Regions from separate parts of the Homo sapiens genome. Here regions 2 and 3 are each linked to region 1. The links are chromatin loops, found by intact Hi-C in ENCODE. Cell type or tissue: PC-3. All regions are shown on one strand.

The links. A loop is a pair of places that touch in the nucleus more often than their neighbours do. Peaks named below come from ENCODE experiments on the same cell type or tissue, not always from the same donor. Only the 100,000 strongest peaks of a DNase experiment are listed, where the experiment ranks them.
Region 2: it touches region 1 in a loop (6-fold over the local background); 7 of 110 quality-filtered maps call a loop at or near these places.
Region 3: a loop joins it to region 1, with 5 times the contacts of the local background. A loop is called at or near these places in 2 of 110 quality-filtered maps.

What each region holds. Positions count from the first base shown.
Region 1 is chr14:53,302,881-53,310,880 of GRCh38, forward strand. No RefSeq gene overlaps it. Among named protein-coding and RNA genes, the nearest start is that of DDHD1-DT, 150 kb to the left of the region's middle. RefSeq lists an enhancer at 3,371-3,665. In PC-3, CTCF peaks have their summits at 3,513 (motif pointing left) and 3,720; a DNase peak (open chromatin) is centred at 3,511; H3K4me3 peaks cover 1,086 bases.
Region 2 is chr14:53,530,167-53,538,166 of GRCh38, forward strand. All of the region lies in intron 2 of LOC105370504 (a long non-coding RNA gene), which reads left to right. Among named protein-coding and RNA genes, the nearest start is that of LINC02331, 320 kb to the right of the region's middle. In PC-3, a CTCF peak has its summit at 7,767 (motif pointing left); a DNase peak (open chromatin) is centred at 4,895; H3K27ac peaks cover 3,078 bases.
Region 3 is chr14:53,388,113-53,396,112 of GRCh38, forward strand. The region is part of intron 2 of LOC105370504 (a long non-coding RNA gene); the gene reads left to right. Among named protein-coding and RNA genes, the nearest start is that of DDHD1-DT, 240 kb to the left of the region's middle. RefSeq lists an enhancer at 3,389-4,588. In PC-3, no CTCF peak of the experiment used is centred here; DNase peaks (open chromatin) are centred at 3,249 and 3,759; H3K27ac peaks cover 1,202 bases.

The DNA.
Region 1 (8,000 bases):
TCTTGAGGAGTATCTTTGTGGCATTCTCTGTATTTCCTGAATCTGAATGTTGGCCTGCCTTGCTAGATTGGGGAAGTTCTCCTGGATGATATCCTGCAGAGTGTTTTCCAACCTGGTTGCATTCTCACCGTCACTTTCAGGTACACCAATCAGACGTAGATTTGGTCTTTTCACATAGTCCCGTATTTCTTGGAGGCTTTGTTCGTTTCTTTTTATTCTTTTTTCTCTAAACTTCCCTTCTCGCTTCATTTCATTCATTTCATCTTCCATCACTGATACCCTTTCTTCCAGTTGATTCCATCGGCTCCTGAGGCTTCTGCATTCTTCACGTAGTTCTCGAGCCTTGGCTTTCAGCTGCATCACCTCCTTTAAGCACTTCTCTGTATTGGTTATTCTAGTTATACATTCGTCTAAATTTTTTTCAAAGTTTTTAACTTCTTTGCCTTTGGTTTTAATTTCCTCCTGTAGCTCGGAGTAGTTTGATCGTCTGAAGCCTTCTTCTCTCAACTCGTCAAAGTCATTTTCCATCCAGCTTTGTTCCGTTGCTGGTGAGGAACTGCGTTCCTTTGGAGGAGGAGAGGTGTTCTGCTTTTTAGAGTTTCCAGTTTTTCCATCAGCAGAATGATTTTAAGGACTGAACTAAAATCTAGAGAAAATGATTGAGAAATTTTGAGTAATTAGTCTCCAAAAGTTAAGGATGAGCTTTGGCCTTAGGATATTAAATGACTTGGGATAAGGAGCAGCAGCTCATGCCTATAATCCCAGCACTTTGGGAGGCTGAGATGGGCAGATCACCTGAGATCAGGAGTTCAAGACCAGCCTGGCCAACATGGCAAAACCCTGTCTCTACTGAAAATATAAAAATTAGCTGGATATGATGGTGCATGCTACTCGGGAGGCTGAGGCAGGAGAATTGCTTGAACTTGGGAGATGGAGGTTGTAGTGTGTGGAGATTGGGTCATTGCACTCCAGCCTGAGCAACAGAGCAAGACTCCGTCTCACAGAAAAAAAAAAAGACATGGGACACGTAGTATCCTTTGAAGTACTTATGGCACAACTTGCCTCTTAGAAGTTCTTGAAGATATGGAAGGAGAGCAAAGTGATGTGTGTTGTAGAAAACAGATGCTGCTGATTTGAATGAAGGTTCAACGTGAGAGCTTGGTCCATAAAGCAGACCCATGGACCTAGTCTACCCTACACTAACCTGCCTCCCCCACACGCACAAACTGTGGAGGAGAACGCCCCCACACATTCTGGCTCTGTTTCCCCTTGTACTGTGGGAATTTGAGCCTCCTTATCCTCACAAATGGTTCTGAAAGCCCTCAAAAGAGTATATCACCAGTGTATTATTTTCCAATTTCTGCTGTAACACATTACCACAGTCTTAGTGGCTTAAAACCACACACACTTATCTTATATAGTTCTGGGGGCTGTAAGTCTAAAATGGGTCGGCAGAGCCATGCTGCCTTGGGAAGCTCCACGGGAAAACCCATTTCGTTGCCTTTTCCAGCTTCTGAAGACTTCCTACATTTCTTAGCTTGAGGCCTCTTTCTTTATCTTTAAAGCCAGCAGTGCAGCATCTTTGTATCTCTCTCTGACCACTGCTTCTGTTGTTGTATCTTCTTCTCTGATTCTGACTCTCCTTCCTCCCTTTTCTAAGGACCCTGTGATTGATTGTCTTGGGCCCACCACATAATCCAGGATAATGTCCCCATCTCAACGTCCTTAATCACATCTACAATGTCCCTTTTGCCCTGTAAGGTAATGCACTCACAGCTTCTGGGGTTTAGGACGTGGGCATCTTTGGGGGGTCTTTATTCCACTACCGCAGCCAGTTCTCTGAGAACTAGTTGTTTTTGTCACAGCAGGAGGTCTGTGATTTTTCTTCTTCTGATACTGGGTCATTAAATGCTGGCTTCATTTGCAGCTGGGGCCTCTTCTTCATGAATGGCAGATGCAGCAGCAGTGTCACAGATGCCTCCCAAAGGCACCCTCTCTCTGTGGATGCTGCCAGTCTCCAAGATTGAGGATGGTGATGTCAGCCCTACGGCTGCCCAAGGCCAGTGCTGTTTTTATTGTTTCCACCACCATCAACACAGCCAGCAGCATGAGGGGGGCCAATAATGTCAACAGGTTTCAGCATTTTCTCCATCATCACCCTTGGGACTTGGATGTGAGTCTCCTGGATAAGCTGAGCGATGGTCACCCTGCTTTGTTAATGACCACACCACCCCTTGAACCCTGGCCCATTGGTTTTGAACCAGCTTCTCTCTTTCCCTTTGGGGTCATTCTGTCCCAGGAGGCTCCTCTGTTCCTCCTTACACCACAGCTGTCCTTCCAGGCTCAGATATTTTGGAATCTCAGTGTAAACACAGCTGGGACTCAGGCTGCCACGTAACACATGCTTCTCTTAGGCTACCTTCCCAAGTGTTTACATTCCATGCTGGAAGAACTTGGCTCCTTCAACAAACTCAGAGAAAGAATCAGTACAGTTCCTAATTTTTCACACTTTCTACCTAGTCTAGGATTGAGCATCTGGATCCAATTGGAGGCCACTTGTCCTAATTTAGCACTTCCTATTAATTTGTAAGGAATTACTATTGAAATACATAATTTAGCAACTTCAGATTTTACAAGCTATGGCAAGTGCCATACCAAATAGGATTTGACTGGATTTATTGCTGTTGAAAAGGAAATCTTTGATTTTTCTCCTCCTAGCTACTATTGATTCATTTCATACCAGAGTGTATAAAATTGGACCTATAGAAAACATTTTCTTCCCTCCCTTGATCTGGTTGGAAAAAATGTTTTCATTTCATGAAATAAACAGTGAAAGAATTTTCATGAATATGTATGTAGTTTTAATGAGTTTTGTTTCTCATGATGAAATGTATTAATATTTTATATGTTGCCCTCCCGGGAAATGGAGGAATCTGAGATCCTAGACTAGCTGCAGTTTGTCCAACAGGAATCAATATTCATAATGCTCAGGACAGTGGAACCTAATTCCCAGAACCTCTGGTTGTGGAGGCTGACCTGGGCAGAGGAGGCAGGCTGAGGAGGCATTGTTGCAGTAGGGAATATCCTGCACATACCCAGCTTCTTCACCTGGGTGGCGAGGACACAGGTTGCTGAAGACTCAGGAATGTGTATGCAAGTCTTTAAGGAGTAGGAAATGGGAGGGAGATGAGGGGTGGGCATGGTGGGAGGCTCCTGAGAGATATAAAAACAGGGTTCCAGTAGTTGGACTGTCGTCCTTCCACAGGCCTTTTCATTGATGTGCAAGAGTCATCTTTTGGTACCACTTCCTGGGGACGTTTCCTCCCTCGAGATTGATAACTGAGAATAACCCTAGCCATACTGGAATATAATTCCTGATATCCTGAAAGTGTATTTTCACATTCAGATATACAACTATACCCAGGTGTACCTATTCCCGTTAATTTTGGGCATGGCGCGGTAGCTGAGGCCCATGGATTGAAACAAAGACCGCTTCTGCCATCTGCTGGGCACTCTGAGGAACTCAAAGGATTTTTCCACAGGAAGAGGGGGAGTTTGATGAATTTCGTTTCAAATTTACTTTAGCACTTGAGAATTTAGCCAAGTATTAAACAGATTAATTTTTGCCTTTGTGAAGGCTTGCATGACTTTGATCATTCAGTCGTTTTAATGAACTCAACGTGGTTGTTTCCGATTTGGCCTTGAAAGCCTTGGCATGTCGCCGTGCTCTGAGTGGGAGCCTCGCTGCCTCCAGCTTGGGTTTCTCAGTTTTGGCAGGGCTTTCCTTCCCACTGATGGAAGATTTACAGAGGAAAAAAAAATCATTATGTCTGAAATTCTGCCAGGATACATCAGCGTATTTCCAGGCTGCCATCTACCGTGTAACTCTCTGAAGATTTAATATGAAAATTAAAAAAAAAATTGCAGTGCACCTGCTCCTAAGGAAAACTACCTTGTCGTAGGATCGCATGCTTTTATTAAATTAGAGAATTTTAAATTGTATTTATGAGGATGTACAACTTGGGTTTCTTCCCTTAGGCTTCCTGGTCTCTGTGTTAAGTACAACTTGCCTCCAAGGTCACCCTCCCACCCTCCATAATTAGCCCAGAAATTTAACAGGGGCTTCTGGCAGCAGTTTTACCCAGCAAGCTTAGCGTAGCACTATTTGTGGTCAGATCCTGAGTGATTCAGCAGCTCTACTATCCTTAGAGTCTTGTCTCATCCCACACAAAGCCCTTTTCAGACCCAGTTTGACATTCTGATATTGTACCATGGCCCCGCAGGGTCAGGGAGTATAATGTGGTGATTCAATAGCTGTCTTGGAGCAGAAAAAGGGCATTCAGTGGTGGGTTAAAGGGCAGGCTGGTGACAAGGAGGGAGCAAGACAACATTCTACAGATTCTGCAGCTTTGCTTGGCTAGGAGCGAAACATCTCACCTCGAAAAATGGCTTCAGAGGCACAAAAATTATTTTCTTTGTTACTTAGCTTTTTAGTATCAGGACCTCAGACCTGAGTTGGTAGGGTATGACTAGATAGGAGAAGTTCCTCTCTGTGGGGTCCCTTCCTTGGCATACTGTTTTGTGGTAAATGGACTGAAACAGAATTCATTGAAGTCAACTGAAGTCACTGAGAATGTCTGCTTAAGTTGTTGAACATTACAGTTTTGGTGATATGCTTGGAAGCTAAAATCCATGACGGGCTTCTCCAAATTTTATCCTCTTATTTTCTTTGACTGGTTTCTGTACCTGGTCCAGTTTTAAAAGCTATTTGTGACCATGCTGGATGTCAGAATAAGAGAGCACTCAAGAGAAGTGAGATTATTGGGTTTGGTCCATGGGATATTTCATACCTAGAGTAGCCTTCCATTTCAGAGCTATTTTAAAGCTGGTTCCTCACTTTGTTGAGAGCAGTTGAGAGCAAACTGATGGATGGGGATGTGAGAAATAAGTTCTCCTGGACATGATTTGCAGTCTATACATATTTACCTTTTAGAGAAAAAGGAAATGACAGCCACAATTTGTCCTTCGCTGATTAACATGCCATTTCTCACTGTTTTGATAAGCAACAACAACAATAAATCCCACCTCTTGCCATATTTCTCAGACCTGGGAAACTTGTGTTAAGTCAAACTTTGTTCCAAGTTGACTGTCCCACTCTGAGGGCAACTTGAAGGGGTGACAATGCCTAGATGATCTGAGTTTTACTAATACTAAGCAAATTGTGGTTATTTGCTTCGGGCAGACTGAAAGGAAATTTATCCTTGCAACATTTATGAAGATCTTGTTTGCTAAGCAACTTAGTATTATCAAGGAAGGTGGGATTGTATTGTAGAGAACTGCTTTGCTAGATAGCAGGACATTTAGGATCTGGTTTCATTCTGGCACTCACCAACTGTGTGATCCTGGCTTTTATCTTTTTAGCCTAAGTTTCCTCATCTGGAAAGTGGTTGGCATGATGATTTCTGTAGTCCTTTTAAGTTTTAGAATACCATAATCTACCTTTGCAAGAAGAAGAGTCATTTTTGAGGAATATAGATAACATTCTAATTAATCTCGTATCTTCATTTAAATAGACTTTGAAATATTATGTGAGCAGTTAAAATATAGCCCCTATTCATCTATATGTCTATCTCTCATCTACCTCTTTTTTCATTCTTTTCATTCATCTGCCTACCTGTATATATAATATTGGGTTATCAAGTAGGCAGATTAAGCCTGTACTCAAGCAGTGGTACCAAAAATATTTTGGAAATAATTTGATATATGAAAAAACTTATCAAAATGGTCATTCTGAGAAAAATTACCTTTATTAATTTCTTTATACCGATTTTATGTGTTAACATTGTATATATGGGAAGTAGTAGTCTTGTAACCTTTTAGTTTTTAGGGCTTCTATAGGTATTTATTTATTTATTTATTTAATTAATTTCAATAGTTTTTTTTGGGGAACAGGTGGTGTTTGGTTGCATGGAAAAGTTCTTCAGTGGTGATTCTGAGATTTTGGTACACCTGAGCAGTGTACACTGCACCCTATTTGTAGTCTTTTATCCCTTACCCCCCTCCCACGCTTCACCCTGAGTCCCCAGAATCCATTATTTTATTCTTAGGTGTTTGGGTCCTCATAGCTTAGCTTCCACTTATAAATGAAAACATGTGACTTTTGGTTTTCCATTTCCGAGTTACTTCATTTAGAATAATGGTCTCCAACTCCATCCAGGTTGCTACAAATGCCATTATTTCATTCCTTTTTATGGCTCAGTAGTATTCCATGGTGTGTGTGTGTGTGTGTGTGTGTGTGTGTGTGTATGTATGTATCTCACATTTTCTTTATCCACTTGTTGGTTGCTTTCATGTTTTTGCAATTGAGAATTGTGCTGCTATAAACGTGTGTGCAAGTGTGTTTTTTCATATAATAACTTATTTTCCTCTGGGTAGATACCCAGTAGTGGGACTGCTGGATCAAATTGTAGTTCTACTTTTAGTTCTTTAAGGAATCCCCATACTATTTTCGATAGTGTTTGTACCAGTTTACATACCCACCAGAAGTATAAAAGTGTTGCCTTTTCACCACATCCGTGCCAACATCTGTTAACATTGTTTTGGTCAATCTTTCCCACTTGGAATGGCTGTATTTGCCCAATGCCTGTACCCCTGTTGTATCTAGGAAGTAATTAACATGCTTTTAATTTTACAAGCTTATAGGTGGAAGGGACTTGCCTTTTCTCAGATGAGACTTTTGACTGTGGACTTTTGAGTTAATGCTGAAATGAGTTAAGACTTTAGGGGACTGTTGGGAAGCCATCATTGGTCTTGAAATGTGAGGACATGAGATTTGGGAGGGGCCAGGGGTGAAATGATATGGTTTGGCTGTGTTGCCACCCAAATCTCATCTTGAATTCCCATGTGTTGTGGGAGGACCTGGTGGGAAGTAATTGAATCATGGGGTAGGTCTTTCACATGGGAAAGAGGTTTCCCTGCACAAGTTCTCTTTCCCTGCTGCCATCCATTTAAGACATGACTTGCTCCTCCTTGCCTTCCACCATGATTGTGAGGCCTACCCAGCCATGTGGAACTGTAGTCCATTAAACCTGTTTATTTTGTAAATTGCCCAGTCTCAGGTATGTCTTTATCAGCAGCATGGAAACAGACCAATACATCACCCTAATACCAAAACCAGGAAAGGACATAACAAAAAAAGGAAAACTACAGACCAATATCCCTGATAAAAACAGATGCAAAAATCCTCCACAAGATACTAGCTAACCAAATTCAACAGCATATCAAAAAGATAATACACCGTGATCAAGTGGGTTTCATACCAGGGATGGTTTAACATGTGCAAATCAATAAATGTGATACATCACATAAACAGAATTAAAAACAAAAATTATATGATCATCTCAACAGATGCAGAAAAAGCATTTGGCAAAATCCAGCATCGCTTTGTGATTAAAATCAGCAAAATCGGCATATAAGAAACATACCTTAAGGTAATAAAAGCCATCTAGGACAAACACACGGCCAACATTATACTGAATGGGGAAAAGTTGGAAGCATTCTTCTTGAGAACTGGAATAAGACAAGGATGCCCAGTTTCACCACTGCTATTCAACATTGTACTGGAAGTCCTAGCCAGAGCAATTAGACAAGAGAAACACATAAAGGACATCCAAATAGGTAAAGAGGAAGTGAAACTGTCACTGTTCTTTGATGACATAATTATATACCTAGAAAACCCCAAAGACTCACTCAAAAAGCTCCTAGGTCTGATATATGAATTCAATAAAGTTTCAGCATACAAAATCAATGTACACAAATCAGTAGCACCGCTATACACCAACAACGATCAAGCTGAGAATCAAATCAAGAACTCAACCCCTTTTACAACAGCTGTGAAGAAAAATAAAGTACTTAGGAATATACCTAACCAAAGAGGCAAAAGATGTCTACAAGGAAACCTACAAAACACTGCTGAAAGAAATCATAGATGACACAAACAA
Region 2 (8,000 bases), 230 kb after region 1:
TTCAGAATAAGGTATTTATCAAGTGTGTCTGTGGATGGTGTTTCAAATATGATTTAAATTGGCCAGGTGCAGTGGCTCACACCTGTAATCCCAGCACTTTGGGAGGCTGAGGCAGGCAGGTCACTTGACCCCAGGAGTTTGAGACCAGCCTTGCCAACATGGAGAAACCCCATCTCTACAAAAATACAAAAATTAGCTGTGTGTGGTGGCATGCTCCTGTAGTCCTGGCTACTCCGGGGGCTGAGGCAGGAGGATCCCTTGAATCCAGTAGGTGGAGGTTGGAGTGAGCCAAGACCATACCACTGTACTCCAGCCTGGGCGACAGAGTGAGACTCTGTCTCAAAAGAAAAAAAGGGTTAAGTTAAAAAAAACCTAGCATAAAAGGAGTAGTCCAAGATTATCTTCGCTTGGCCCATTGTACAGCTTACAAAATATGTCATATTAAAAATAAATACAACTTAGAGTTTTAATCAAGTCTGAATTTTGGTGGTAATTATTTTTGAAATCTCATCACACTTTTTTTATAAGACATTTTCATTTAAGAACAGTTTGGAGTTATCCCAGAAACTTGAATTATCCTTTAAAAGAGTATTACGTGAAATGTATTTTTATTAGTGGAGAAGAATAGAACTCTTTCACACGCGTTGGGTTAGTTTCATTTCCAAACTACAGACCCTTACCTTGTGGAGTCAAAGCAGAGATGGTAGGTACTTAATTGTACTCTTTGAATAGTGCGCACTGTACCAAATTATTTTATTGCTGGGTCCATTCTAATTTATTGAGACCACTGTAACATGATCTTGTTGGGTCATACATAAACTGTTCACTTCTCTCTATACTGATTTTACCAAATCTGCTATATACATCTAGCAATCCAGTCAATTTTGCAAACTATTTTATCAGGATTGACTTTCCATCTATCTTCTTGGGGACCAAGAAAGAAACTCAATAAATCTTTACCAGATGAAATCAACCCTTAAATGGGTGAACTATTTCCATTGTCCAGTTGTCCCAGTAAGTTTAAAGCAGAGAGTGTTTTTGACAGCTTTGTTAATTTAGCTCTTTTTTTTCTTGCTGGCAATTCAAGTATAATTGAATTCTAGTGTTGAGCTTTAAATATGTACTTGAGACTTGAAAAGGAAGCTTGATGAGGCGTGTGCTGCAGCATAACCTCTCAATTATTCACACATTTATGGGACTGTAATCACCAAGGCCTCTCATTGTAAACATTATGAACACTTTTATAACCAGACATTGATATGAGCTAATAGGCAGTGAATTACAACTCAAATGATGAAATTACAAACAGTAATCAGATGGTCAGGGTCATCAATCCTAATTAACACCATCATTTTTCAGTTCTAAAATCTCTGATTCTGTATCAAGTCACTTTTTAGTGTTACCTGAGTAATTTCCAAAACTTCAACTGGTAAAGGCTGACATGTTTGAGAATGATTCTAGAGCCTCAGAACTACTCACTGCCTACAATGAGGACAAGAAGTACTGCCATTTTTGTGTCTTGCTTTTAGATTGAAATAACTTATAAGTTATCTGTCTGTCATTTAGCATGATATAATAGCTGTGTTTAGTAAAGCATCCCAGATTGGCTTCTGCTAGTATAATACTTAACAGGATTGGAAGAAAATCCTGCATAAATGTGATTAGTGACCCTTACCTCCCTTTGTCCTTTTCTCCATTCCTGCCTACTATCAATAATTAATTGAGTCATTCAAAAAATATTGATTGCATCATAACCTTGTGTCAAACACTGTACTAGGCCCTGGGGAAATAATCCAGGCATGCTATCTCACCACCATTGTAAAGCTTTAGAATTGTAGTTCCAATGCTATCAAGGAAGATTTCAGACGTTATTGAATGAATTTATACTGAACACAATCTTTAAAGTCATGAAAAAAACAGCCACAATGGATTGACATATATTCTGTTAGAGTCAGTTGGGTAACCCACTTTCTTCTTGTTCTATGGTGGTTTGGGAGCAGAATTGGGAACAACAAGATTTCTGGTCATTTTTGTTCCTTTGTTTGAGATGTGTGGGGAGATGGGTGAGAAGATAATAGGGACTAGGAATTGCTTAAAACAACATTTTGAAAGAAAACTATGAACGGACTTGCTGTGCAGTTTCCCTATTTGCTCAAAGCTCTTCAGATAAGCAGTCACAAAAGTATCTATTTTCAGATTAAATGAACAAGAGAGATGTGCATGTAAGTTCTGCTATGGGTTGAAAATTGTGCATAGTTTATTATACATCTAGTTAATGTATGCATAATCATGGGTAACAAATGATCAGCAAGAACACAGCTGGGTTTAAACTTTCTTTTCTAAATCCCTTCTCACTAAGGGTTGTTGAAAACCCCAGAGTAGCTAATAAAATACATTAAAACTGATACTGAAAATGGTGACAGATACTAACAGCAGCATCTTCTTGAAATTAAATTTCTTCTTTTAGGTCCTTTAGCGGCTATTGCTTCTCTTCTGAGTGAACTTATTCTTTCATGAACTATTCTGGCATTGTCATTTCCACATATCAGGGCCCTGAGAGCATTTGCTCCAAGTTTATTTGAGGTGTGGTTTTGTTGTCATTGTTGCTGTTTAGTTTTAACCAATTTTATTTCCAACAATACCTTGCTTTATCTATTCAGTCTGAAAAATGCTTCCTGTAGCTACTTATTAGCAGGGAGCGACTTCTCTCTTTTTTTTCTGTGCACTCTCATAGTGTGAGATTTTTTTCTTGTAATAAAAAATATATAGAGAAGAGAAGACTTTTCCCTCTGAATTGTTTCCAGATTGAAGTGAAAATGGAGTCTCCCATTGTTGGAAGCACAGCTGCTGCCACATGTTCTGTGTCTGCTCCTGTGTCCTCACTGATGGGAGGGGCTTACTGGTATCATGTTTAGCCATTTTCATGCCGTGTTGTGAGCTGGCTTGGTTCTCTCCCCTCACGGCCCCTACAAAATCAGTCACTCCATGGCCTGGTGAGACCTGGGTGGATTGATGGGACACGTGTGATTCGAGGATAGCCTAGGCTTGCTGATGGCCACCAGCAGTGGCGTCTGGGTGGGAAAGATGAGACACACACACTCTCTCTCTCTGTCTCTTAGCTCTCCTGTTGAAATTTAGAATTGGGGAAATTCAGAGACTGGGCAGGTTAGCTTTGGAAACTGATTTGAAAGGCCACAAAGTAGACTTGGAACTAGGACAGCAATGACAGGCTGAAATTATGAGGATGAAGATCAAGAGAATAGGGAGAACAAAGCAGTGATGCACTGAGAAGGTGTGAGTAGTGCTCCATGCAGTTCGTGAGAAAAAGGAAGAAAGACAGACAGACACACACACACGCATACAAGTTTATACACAGACTCACACAAAAGCCACCTCAGTTCCTGACTGCTTTCGCTTCCAATTTCGGTTTACCCATGTCTCTTATCTTGGGGCACCTTGAATGAACTGCCTCTGCCCCTTATGGCCAAATGAGCCTTGACAACATCAGTGAAGCCTGATGAACTTATGTTGAATATTGTGACACTATGGATAATAGTATTACAGAAACCAAGATAAGTTAACTGGAGGATATCCAATGTAATTGTTACCCTCCCACTACCATTTCCCAATCATAAAAATGTCTTGTGAATGCCTTGACTACATGTCTGTAGTTGAAAAACTGAATGTCTGTAGTTGAAAAACCACTGGAAATTGTTTTCTTCCTTGTTACCAATGTCCATAAAAAAATCAGATGCCACTAATATCAGAACTCAGAAGTCCTTATTATATAGTCCTTTATTATTAATTCATTTTAATGAATACGGAACTAAAAAGTTGTTATGTGTGATATAAAAATAAGCTATAATGAAGTTTTGTGCTGAATATATGATCTGGAAACCACTAGACATTTGTGTTTCATTCGCATAGCGTGCTGGTTGCCATTAAATTACTCTTGGTAGGGAATGCCATGTTCTGATGGCAGCTGAATGTAGAACTCTATCTTCTTTATGGTAAAGGGGAAGAAGTGTGTTTGAGAGCATTTACATGTATATCTTACTCTTCATTTGTGTGGTTGCTTCTCTTGGTAGAATATGGTTTGGCAAGGGGCTATCATAAAACTTTTATTTTGGCAAGTGTAAGATATCACTCATAAGTAAGGCAGATCTTCCCAAACAAGTTGCTATATAAAATTTAAAGCATCAGTGTTCATTCACATATTTCTCCTATGCAGTATGTTTATCCTCTTTTGTTAGCTTTCCATGCTTTTGTCATCATTTTTCTTTCCTTCTTCTGTCTTCTCTTCAGCTGTTCTAGAAGTAGTGGATGACTTAGATCAGGGTGCAACATAATGTCATCTGTAAATATATGAAGGTAAATATCTCCTGGGGATACACTTCATGTGGTCCAGTGGATAACAGACATTCATGTGTGTTATTAATATCCATGTATTTGGCCATCTTTAGTCTATAGTCTCTACTCAGCCCCTCTAACACACACACACACACACGCACCAACCTAGTTTTAATTGAGCTAGAAACTGCATTGTTTGTTCAGGCAATGAAAAGGAAAAAGTTCTTAGGGTAGGGTAATTCTAATGGTAAATTTTTTTCCTTTAGAATTTTTAACTGCACTAGGCACACTGAATTCAGTGCTAGAGGCAGCCATTGTACTGTGAGGAGATATTATTTGTCTCATTAGCACTATGGGAATGCCATGAAAGGGTCCATGACCCAGAACCCATCTTGCTTTAATAATGGCTTCACACTCATAAAAGATTTTTAATGGCTACATGAGACATATATAAATATTAAATGCCATTCCTCTTTGTTGATTCACAAGCCCCAATGAATAGGACTCCTTCGTGGCTTCCAAAGTTGAAGAAATGTGCCTGGCTTCTCACGCCAATGAGTGAAGCAAACAAACCCACAAACGGAAACACCTCAACTGTGCCCTGCTAACCCATTTGTAAACCTGAGAACACTGCGAGTCTTTAGCTCTTGTTGGCTGCCTTGCGTTCTCTGACTCGGAAACAAAATTTCTGTCTGTTGTATACCTGTTCCAAATCCTGCTCTAGGAGAATTAGGAAAACATGGTCACATATGTGTAACGAGACATTTTTCCCAAATGTAACTTTATGGTTTTCATCAAAACTTAGTTCATTTGCTTTGGTCCCCCGGCCACAGCATTGCAACTCCAGAGATGGACTATACCCCTATGCAAAAGAGCATTTTGTGCGTATATTTAAATTTGGATAGACCAGCGCTCACAGTTCATCTGTATACTTAGATTTCGGTAAGAACTCAGGATCCTGGTGATGCCATTGCTCTTTTCCCAAGGCCTTGTGCTGGAGTGTAACATTACATGAAAATCGGTGCTGTTTGTTTAATCAGAGTCCCCCCAAGGTTAGCACCTGCCATCCTACTGCCTAATTGTATGATGATCCTGTGTGGATGACAAGACCCCAAAGAACTGTATTTGCCATATTTTTCTTGCCTTCCGATGTGGATGTCAGGTCTATACCATTTAAAGATGCCTTTATTTACGAAAGGGAAATTGAGTTACAGACTTCCTGTTGTGAGTAGAGCTGCCTGGGGAAAATGATGGTAGAAAGGTGTTCTCAAGGAGAGAGCCAGAATATGTGAGCCCAGAAGCACTTGGGGTTTGGCAAACTTTATATTCTTTTTTTTAATATTTGGGGTTCAGCAGAGCCAAAAATGTATTTTGCTCAAAGTACCATTTTCCTTTCATTTTCCAAAACCGTGTATATTCTAGGGAAATTTAATCCGTGTATTTTGGAATCATTTAACTCTCATTCATCAAAATATTGCATGGTAAACACTAGATCTGGGTTCAAGAAATCTCTTGAGCTCTTTGATAAGCAATTTTTTTTCTTTGAACCTGGAAGTAAAAATTCTCTTTGAATGAACCCAGAGAAGTACAGAGCATACTTCTCAGATTATCTCCCAGACAGAGTGGGGAGCTTTCCATGTGTCTACTATAAAGCAATGATGGGAACAAGGCTTTCTGGGGGCAAGGCCTTCAGAAACAGACCTTGGACATATATGGGCTTTTCCATTGAGGACTTCTAGCACCCCATTTAGCTCAGTCAGACTTAGATCTTTTCTGTTGCAACAACAGCCCCAAGTTAGTTCCAGCCCGTGTCTTCTGAAGTGCTTCTGAACCCTACAATCTTGTCTTTATTTAAAATTATATTTTGCTCAACCTGGGGTTTTATACATTAAATTTTCCTTTGAAGTACGGTATTGAAATATTATTTGATTACTGAGTTTTTTGGTGCCCTCTTAAGTTTTGTGCCTGAAGTCCATGCCTCATTGGCTTTGCACCTGGGCAGCCCCCTCTTCTTCCTGCTGTGGCTCACTCCATCTGAGGCATACCAGTGTGCAGAATGGGAGGAGCATGGCAGTTGAGAAACTCTGCTCAAGCCTACTTCTGAGTTTGGTTCAACCAGGCTTTCTCTGCTTGGGGACCAGATGGCCTGTACCCAGTGTGTCTACTCACGTGCCCCTTCTCCCATATGTCTCAGTTAGTGCTGAGGCCATGGAGTTTGCAATTTTTCTTTGGTCAGGAGGTTGTCTGTACAGTGCAGAATAAGAATAGAATAAAGGCACCTGTTTCTGGGGCATAGCCTTTTCCCATCGAAATGATTACTTTAATCTCATACAGATTGGAAACAAGGAACATTTCATCCACTCTATTATTCATCCCAATGAACCAAAGGAATGGGAAAAAAATTGTTCTAGGTCACACAGAGTCTTGTCAAGATTGGCTTTAAATTCGAGGACTTTCTAGTCACAGTTGATGGCTTAATTGTAAAAGACACTGCCAGCAATGACTGAAGAGTGCCAGATCCTAGGTTCTGTGTCTTCTTAGGTGCACTGTGTCATTTAATCCTTACAACAATCTGAGGTCAGAACTATTATTATCCCTATTTTACAGATTAGAAAACTGGAGTTTACAGAATTTAAATAACTTCCCCAACATTACCCACCTAGGTAATAGTGGAATCCAGAACTTTCTCACTCAAAGCTCTGGTTCTTATTCATTGTTCTGCCCACCTCCTGTCATGTAATCCAAACATTGGGAAAAAAGGCAGTTTCCCCTCTTTTGTGGGGAATGCTGGTCACAGTGTTTTCCATATTAAGACACTGAATAAATTCTATAATTCTTTCATTAAAGTTTTGATTTCTACGGTTTTTTCCCCAGATTTTAAAGAAAAAATCCTCAGTGTCTAAATTAAAGCAAAGCCAAGTTCTTTTCCTTTCCCATGTCCCAGCTTTCACAATGCTTTTCTTCTAGAGTTCAGAAGCCAAGGGTCATCTAAGCAGCTGCCCCTATCTGGTTTCTGCAAGTCTAGATGGAATAAGACAGATAGCAATTTATTGTACATTTTTTGGGATGGGTGGAGAGATAGGAAGCTCTAAAGAATTCACATTCATCTGGCAACAACAAGAATGCTTGTCTGCTATCCTTAAGATCCAGGGTTTAGACCTACAAAGCATTCTTTGATAGCTCCTGCTCTGAATGCAGTGTGGACCCTGCGAGGAATTCCTAGCAGCTCTGCTCTGGTCATTTCCTTCTGGGAAGGCTTTTCACCTGGCCTCCAAAGCTCCACTGAGACCTGTCCCTAGATTATCTCTCCAATTAAGGCCCAAGTTAATAGACTTCCCTTATTTCTTAGACATCTGGTTTAGAGCTTGGTGCCTTGGGAATCGCCAAGTTCTGCCCTCATGTGGACATCCCAACCTTGTGAAATTCAAATGTGGAGGAGTTCTTTCACTAACAAGGCAGCTTAATGGGCCTGGGATTAAAAGCACAGCGGCCTGTGTCCAGGACTAGTTATATAAGAGAACCTCCAAGAGAGGACATGTTTTCTCCAAATAAATAAGGCAAAGAGGCTACACTCACTAGTGCCACAGCTGGGGAGCAACTGTGAGCAATGAATTTCTCATGCTAACAAATCCAAGCTCTTTGGAAAACAG
Region 3 (8,000 bases), 85 kb after region 1:
TAAAATTAGTAACACAAACAATTAAAAGTACTTTACTAAATTATGACAAGAAGGTGAACCATTGAGTGCAGGTCTCAGTTTTTCAGTTGTTCCCAAGCTCAACTGTGCATTACCATGGCTGGGGGAGCTTGTTAAAAATACAGATATCTAAACTCAAACTCCCAAGATTCTCACTTAGGTAGGTATGGTGTTAGGATTTTTCTGCTGCCTCCTTTTCATCTCAAGGTTGGAGAGTCCCCAGGCTCAGATGTCCCGTTCTCCAGCTGTGCTTTCTCCCTAGGTGATTTTATCTGGACTCAGAGGTGTAAATACCAGGTATACACTTACACTTACATCTTCAGCCTGCTCCTCTCCCTCACACTCCAGACTAACGCATCAACCCCCGTCCAACAACTAAAACTTAATTTGTCTTCATTCCCTCCCAAATCAGTTTTTCCTGTAGCCTTCCCTAACTCCAAATATACAACTCTGTGCTTCCTGTAGCTGAGGTCAAATTTTTTTCTCTTACACTCCATATAAAATCTGTCAGCAAATCCCCAACTTTCAAAATATAACCCAAATCTTTTTACTCCTCACTATGGCCACTCCTTCTAATATGGTCTAAGTTCTCATAATTTTTCTCCTGAATTATGGCAATAGCCTTCTAGTTGATCTCTTTGCTGGGCCATCCACTACCACCTTTCTGACCTTGTCTCCTATCACCGTCTCCCTTGCTCCTGCCACTCCTGCCATGGTGCTTTCTTGCTCTTCCCGGAGTACCCAGGGCTTTTACAGTAGCTCTTCCTTCTGGCAGGAAGGCTCTCTACTGAGATATTTGCATGCCATGCTCCATCAATTTTTTTAGGTCCTTCCTTACACATGATCCTAGCAGAGGAAGCATCCCTGACCAATCCATATAGAATAATGAGAGCTCTGCAGCCCGACTTTATTTCTCTCTATAGTATGCATCCCTGCCTGAGGGGTTTTACATTTTTGTTTGTTGTCTGGATCCCCCTACCACAATGTAAGCTTCGGGAGAGAAAGACTTTTATGCCAGTACTTAGTAGGCACTCAATAAATATTTGTTCAATGAATGAAAGGAAGAAAACTATATTTTCCAGAAACAGCTTCTTTTCTAAGCATCAGTGCCACATTTATAGTTAGAAGTTTATTGAGGGCAGGTGTCCTATCTAGCTCATGTCTGTGTCTTATGCAGCTGCACTAGGGATTTAATAAACATTCATTGAGTGAATGAATAATTGTAGTGTAGAGGAAATGCCACAGACTTTAGAGAGAAGTGAGCCAGACTTAAGTTTCAGCTTAGCCTTGTATTAATCATGTGACTCAGACCGAGTTACTAAGCCTTCCTGAGCTGTTGCTTCCCCATAAAATAAGTTCTGTCTTTAGATGATTGTTTTAAGGATTAAATGAGATAGTATACAGAAACCTCTTACATATAGGGACTTAACACATTAAGTGGTGGGCACCTGTAATCCCACTTGTAATCCTACTTGGGAGGCTGAGGCAGGAGAATCACTTGAACCCGGGAGGCAGAGGTTGCAGTGAGCCAAGACCGCACCATTGCACTCCTGCCTGGGTGACAGAGTGAAACTGCATCTCAAACAAACAAACAAATAAAAACAACAAAAAACATATTAGGAACTCAGTATATTGATATTGCTGCTGCGGTTCCTTATCCTGACCAATATTAACCACTTATATCCTTTCCTTTTCATTAAACTTACTCCCTGCTTCAGTTTCTTTAAAATCCATGAAAGACACTAACCAAATCCAAGCTTTGGTAACTGAGCTCCTCACTGCTCCAAGTTCCTGGATCTTGGATTTATGAACATCGCAGATTTACCCTAAAGACTCAGGGAAAGAGAATGAATGGCCATACATTTGTACTCTGGAGGATCTTAAAAATTTGTCTCGAATATATGCAGAATCTGACCTTTTATCGCCTCCAACTCCATCTCTCCTCTGGATTATTGCAATTGGTTTCCTTGCTTTTGCACTTGTACCCCTCCATTCCTTTCTCCATCCAACAGACAGAGCAATCCTTTTTAAAAAGCAAGTCAGAGCATGTCAGTCTTCTGCTCTACTGGTTTCCCATCTTACTCAGAGTAAATGCCAGAGTTCTTAAAAAAAGCCCAGAAGGCCCTACGAAATCTCATCTCTCTCACATTTCTGAGCGCATCTCCCACTATTTCTTTCTTACCCTCACTCCACTTCAGCTACCACAAGCCCTTTGCTATTCGTGGAGCACGTTACAAGGCATGTTCCAACCCGAGGGCCTCTGCACTTGCTGTTCCTTCTGGCTAGAATGCTCTTTCCTAAGATATTTGTATGGCTCCCACTCTCACCTACTTTAGAGCTTTCCTCAATAGTTCATCTTTACAAAAAAGCTTTCCTTGACCTCTTAAAAAATGGCAGTGTTCTCATCCTAGGAAAATATATGACCTTTCCTTACATTATTGTTGTTTTTTTCATAACCCCATAGTATCATTGGATAAACTATATATTTTGATTTTTTTTTTTTTGCTGTCATCCTAGACTAGAATACAAACTCCATGAGAGTGGGAATTTTTTCTTTTTTTATTCTCTGCTTTATCTCTAGTGTCTGGCACATAGTAGGTGATCAATAGTCTTTTTTTTTGTTTGTTTGTTTTTTGGGTTTTTTTTTTAGACAGGATCTTGCTCTGTTGCCCAGGCTGGAGTGCAGTGGTGTGATCATAACTCACTGCAACCTCTAACTCCTGGGCTCAAGCAATCCTCCCACCTCAGCTTTCCAAGCACCTGGGACTGCAAGCGCATGTCATCATGCTTGCCTAATTTTAAAAATATTTTTAGTAGACATGAGGTGTTGCTATGTTATCCAGGCTGGTCTCAAACTCCTGTGCTCAAGCAGTCCTCCAGCCTCGGCTGGGATTAGAGGTGTCAGCCATCATGCCCAGCCAATAACTGTTCATTAAGTGAAAGAATGGATGAATGAATGAATGAGGGGAGAGGGATGGATTAGGGGTGGCCTGTGTGTCCATGTGGGAGTGCGAACTGGAAGGAAGGAGAATTTAAATTCTACATGTTAGGGCTTCCTAAGCCATCTCTTCCTCATAAGGAGATAAAAGTTCTGTCTTCATATGATTATTCTAAAAATTAAATGAGATAGCACATAGAAGCCTCTTAATTTAGGGACTCAGGCTATGTATACTCAGTCTTGGTTGCCCCTGTCATCCCGCCCACTGACAGCTGATGCCACAACAAAGCAATGTGCTGGAATGAGTCAGCTTCCAAAATGTTGGAAAACCTCCACGTGTCAGGGTGACCTTGAAAGTGGGAATTCATGCTCCCTTGTTGCATATTCCCCCCAGATGGTTAACAGAAGGGCAGAGACTCTTTCTGGTATCCCCCTGTCCCCTAAGGAATAGGTATGAAGAATAGTGGGTTTCCAAAAACACCTCACTGGTAAATAGAATCGATTTTTCTGTTTCCTATCTTTCTGGATCATACTTTTGCTGGCTTGAATGGGGGAGGTGACTGTGTAAGTTTAAAATGTTCCTTTAAGAATTCATTATATGCCAGAGAGTGAAGAAAGGATTAATTAAGCAAAGTAGAACTTGGAAGGTGATTTAACTGCAGTTAGTCATCATCTTTAACCTTGGCGTTTTCATTATGCTCAGGAACCACACTCCTCTGGATTACTTTGTCATGTGATGGCTCACTCCTCATGCAGCTATTCCTAACCCCAAAGGATAAGAGCAATTGACTCAGATCAGCATCAATGGGTGGCTTCCTTCCTTGGGAGAAGTACCTCGGGGGGTGAAGATGAATCGGATTGCAATCAAAACACAGAAAGGGAGAGATAGGGTGGAGTCGGAGAAGAGTCATTTCCTAATTTAAGTTGACTTTCTCTTACCTTTTTTTGTGGTTCTTGAGGATAGAGTTGAGACTGAGTCTTTTCCAAGACTTCAGGCCCCACTAGATGGCTTCTTCCTCTGCAGGCCTGGCCCCTTGCTGGAAACTCCCTTCCTGGCCTAGCTGTAGGGACACCAACTCTCCTGCTTACCCTCCAGCCCAAAGAGTGGCCATGACTTCTTACAATTGCTCATCTGGGGGAAGTTGCACTATTTGTTAGGATTCTCAGCTTTTTTCCTCTTTTTTTAATAATCTGTGAAACCAGTTCTCTGTACCAAATACACTTTTGTTTCAAAGATACAGAATGGCTTTTGTTTTCTGGACTGTACCCTCACTGGTCTGCTTAGCTAAAGCAACTTCTAAATTTTATAAATTACATATTATAAATTATCACATTGTTTTTGAGACTTTTTTCAATATATGAAGCTGAAAATATTGATGTGAGTCTGTATGGATGTATATACCTATCCAGTCATGGCTTTGTTTAATACTTATATACCACTCTGAATTTTCTGCAGGTGGATATTGGAACATGGAACATTGATTTTCCACTCATAGACCAAAAGCTCCTAGAGAATGTCTGAATAGTTTTTGACTTGATCTCCCTTTGTGTCATCAAATCTTTGCTACCAACTAGGGGTATGATTTTGGAATTTTATGTAACTTCTCTGTGCCTCAATTTATTATGCATCTGTAAAAGAAGAAATGTGTAATGGGTCATTTAAAAACTTAGCCTCAAAACTCCTTTTGTTTTTTTTTAAAAAAATCTGACCTGAGCCTCCACATGTAAAGTGGGACCTTCTAAGCTTGCCTCCCTGACCTCCAGATGACCTTCCTTGGTCTCCTACATTGACCTGAGTCACCACTGCCTAAACCTGGAGCACAAAGTGACTGGGTGCAGAGTGCTCACATTCTGCTCTGAAAGCTTTTGATTTTCAACTTCTTGAAGGAATCCAGCAATAATGACTGTTTTGCCAGAATTGTATTTCTCAGTTTTTTAACTAAGATGTAAACAAGCCCAACATTTTTAAACCTGTTTTTAGTTCTCTTAACTGGCTGTAGTGTGAAGGAGGGAAACCTCTGTTTCCTTGGAATACATAAGGTGTCATTAGAAAAAGTGCCAACAGGTAAGTATCTTACCATAAGTAAAAAAATTGGGCCTGCACTCATAAAAGGATGTTCACATTTCCGGCCGGGCGCGGTGGCTCATGCCTGTAATTCCAGCACTTTGAGAGGCCGAGGTGGGCGGCTCATGAGGTCAGGAGATCAAGACCATCCTGGCTAACATGGTGAAACCCCGTCTCTACTAAAAATATAAAAATTAGCCAGGCGTGGTGGTGCTTGTCTGTAGTCCCAGCTACTGAGGCAGGAGAATGGCTGAACCCAGGAGGTGGAGCTTGCAGTGAGCCAAGATAGTGCCACTGCACTCCAGCCTGGGCGATGGAGAAAGACTCTGTGTCAAAAAAAAAAAAAAACCAGGATGTTCACATTTCCTAAATGTAGTATCCTATGGATATAGCCATGGCTTGCCCTAGTGCCTGACCACAAGTCTGCTCCTCCTGCTCAGAGAACTTATTAGCCTCAACTCTGCTCTGCCTTAGATGCTGGAGCAATCCTGTCCTTGTTGGGATTTCCAGGGGCCCTAGCAAGATGCTCATAACTTAGCTTCAATATTGCTGGGGCTCTGACTTTGACTTTTCTCTCAGTTCAGTTGCATCCCTGACTCCAGGCTTCCCCTTAGCCTCGATAATGAAATAAAATTCACCTTGTTTCCGTGTGCCTGATTCCCATTCCTGATCACCTGTTGAGAATCCTAGTCCCACCAGGCCTGCCTTACCAATTTCTCCCCAGGATTGGGCACTACACTATTTCCTGTTCAAAGCCTTCTGTGATGATAATTACCTTTTTTTTTTTTTTTTTTTTTTTTTGAGACAGAGTCTCATTCTGTTGCCCAGGCTGGAGTGCAGTGGCATGATCTCAGCTCACTGCAACCTCCACCTCCTGGGTTCAAGCGATTCTCATGACCTCCTTTTTTTTTTTTTTTTTTTTTTTTTTTTTTAACAAATTGAAGGTTTATGGCACTTCTGTGTCAAGCAAGCATATCACCATCATTTTTCCAACAGTCTGTGCTCAATTCCTGTCTCTGTGCCACATTTAGTAATTCTTGCAAAATTTCAAACTTTTTCATTATTTTTACATCTATTATGGTGATGTGTGATATCGGGGAACCTGCCCCCAATATTTCACCATAGGTTCTTTCTATTTTCCCTAAGTGTCAGCCAGCTGAGTAATAAAGAGAAAGAGTACAAAGAGAGGAATTTTACAGTTGGGCCACCAGGGATGATATCACATATCGGGAGGACTGTGATGCCCACCTGAGCCGCAAAACCAGCATGTTTTTATTAAGGACTTTAAAAGGGGAGGGGGTGTATGAACAAGGAGTAGGTCACAAAGATCACATGCATCAAAGAGCAAAAAGGAGAACGAAGATCACATGCCAATAAAGATCACAAGGCAAAGGGCAAAGCAAAGATCACAAGGCAAAGGGCGAAATCAAAAACTCCTGATAAGGGTCTATGTTCAGCTATGCACGTATTGTCTTGATAAACATCTTAAACAACAGAAAACAGGGTTCAAGAGCAGAGAACTAGTCTGACCTCAAATTTACCAGGGTGGGGTTTCTTCCCCACCCTAATAAGCCTGAGGGTAGGCTTCCTCTCATTCCCCAAATTTTTCTTCAGTAACAATGATGGGATCTAAGTCCTGAACCACTTGGTTCCTATGGTTCTACTCCAGTTAAACCTTCCATGCCTAATCTGTGTCAGGGACTAGTATTTTACATAACACCATTTGCTTATTAGAAAATACAAAGTACAAATTCCTTTCCAGTTCCAAACTATCCAGTCTGTCTCTCACACCTGCCATTCTTCCGTTAAACATATGATGACAGAGTGCTATTAGAGGTTAATAAATAAATAGCACTTGGGAGCTTGCAATATAGTGGGGAAGAGATTCTAAATGGATAGACAATTGTAATACATTCTGATAATGATGTAAGTTGCTCTCGGAATACAGAATAAGAAGTCCAGACTCTGAGGGCTTCCGATAGTGGTGAGGGAAGGAGTAGTTCCAGGGAAAATCTAAGCAGGGGATTACACACATTAGAGGAAGGTCAAGTCAGTGGGTGTGGCTGTAGCACCAAAGTTAAGCTGAAAAGGTAGAAGATGATGGCCTTTTATGCCAGGTCAAGGAGTTGGATTCTGTTGTTCAGCAACTGGAGCTATGGGAGGGTTTGAAGTACAAACATACCTTGTCTTACTGCACTTTACTTTTTTCTTTGCAAATTTTGAGATAAACATCTTAAACAACAGAAAACAGGGTTCGAGAGCAGAGAACTAGTCTGACCTCAAATTTACCAGGTTGGGGTTTCTTCCCCACCCTGATAAGCCTGAGGATACTGCAGGAGAGCAGGGCGTATTTCAGTCCTTATCTCAACTGCATAAGACAGACACTCCCAGAGCGGCCATTTGTAGACCTCCCCCCAGGAATGCATTCCTTTCCCAGGGTCTTAATTATTAATATTCCTTGCTAGGAAAAGAATTCAGCGATATCTTCCCTACTTGCACATCTGTTTATAGGCTCTCTGCAAGAAGAAAAATATGGCTCTATTCTGCCCGACCCCACAGGCAGTCAGACCTTATGATTGTCTTCCCTCGTTCCCTGAAAATCATTGTTATTCTGTTCTTTTTCAAGGTGCACTGATTTCATACTGTTCAAACACACGTTTTACAATCAATTTGTACAGTTTAACACAATAGTGGTCCTGCTTACAAAGATAACAGGATTAAGAGATTAAAGATAGGCATAATAAATTATAAAAGTATTAATTTTGGGAACTGATAAATGTCCATATTAAAATGAAATCTTCACAATTTATGTTCAGAGAGTGAAGTAAAGACAGGCGTAAAAAATTATAAAAGTATTAATTTTGGGAACTGATATATGTCCATATTAAAATGAAGTCATCACAATTTATGTTCCTCTGCTGGGGCTCCAGCCAGTCCCTCCGTTTGGGGTCCCTGACTTCCCGCAACAGTGTGATTGAT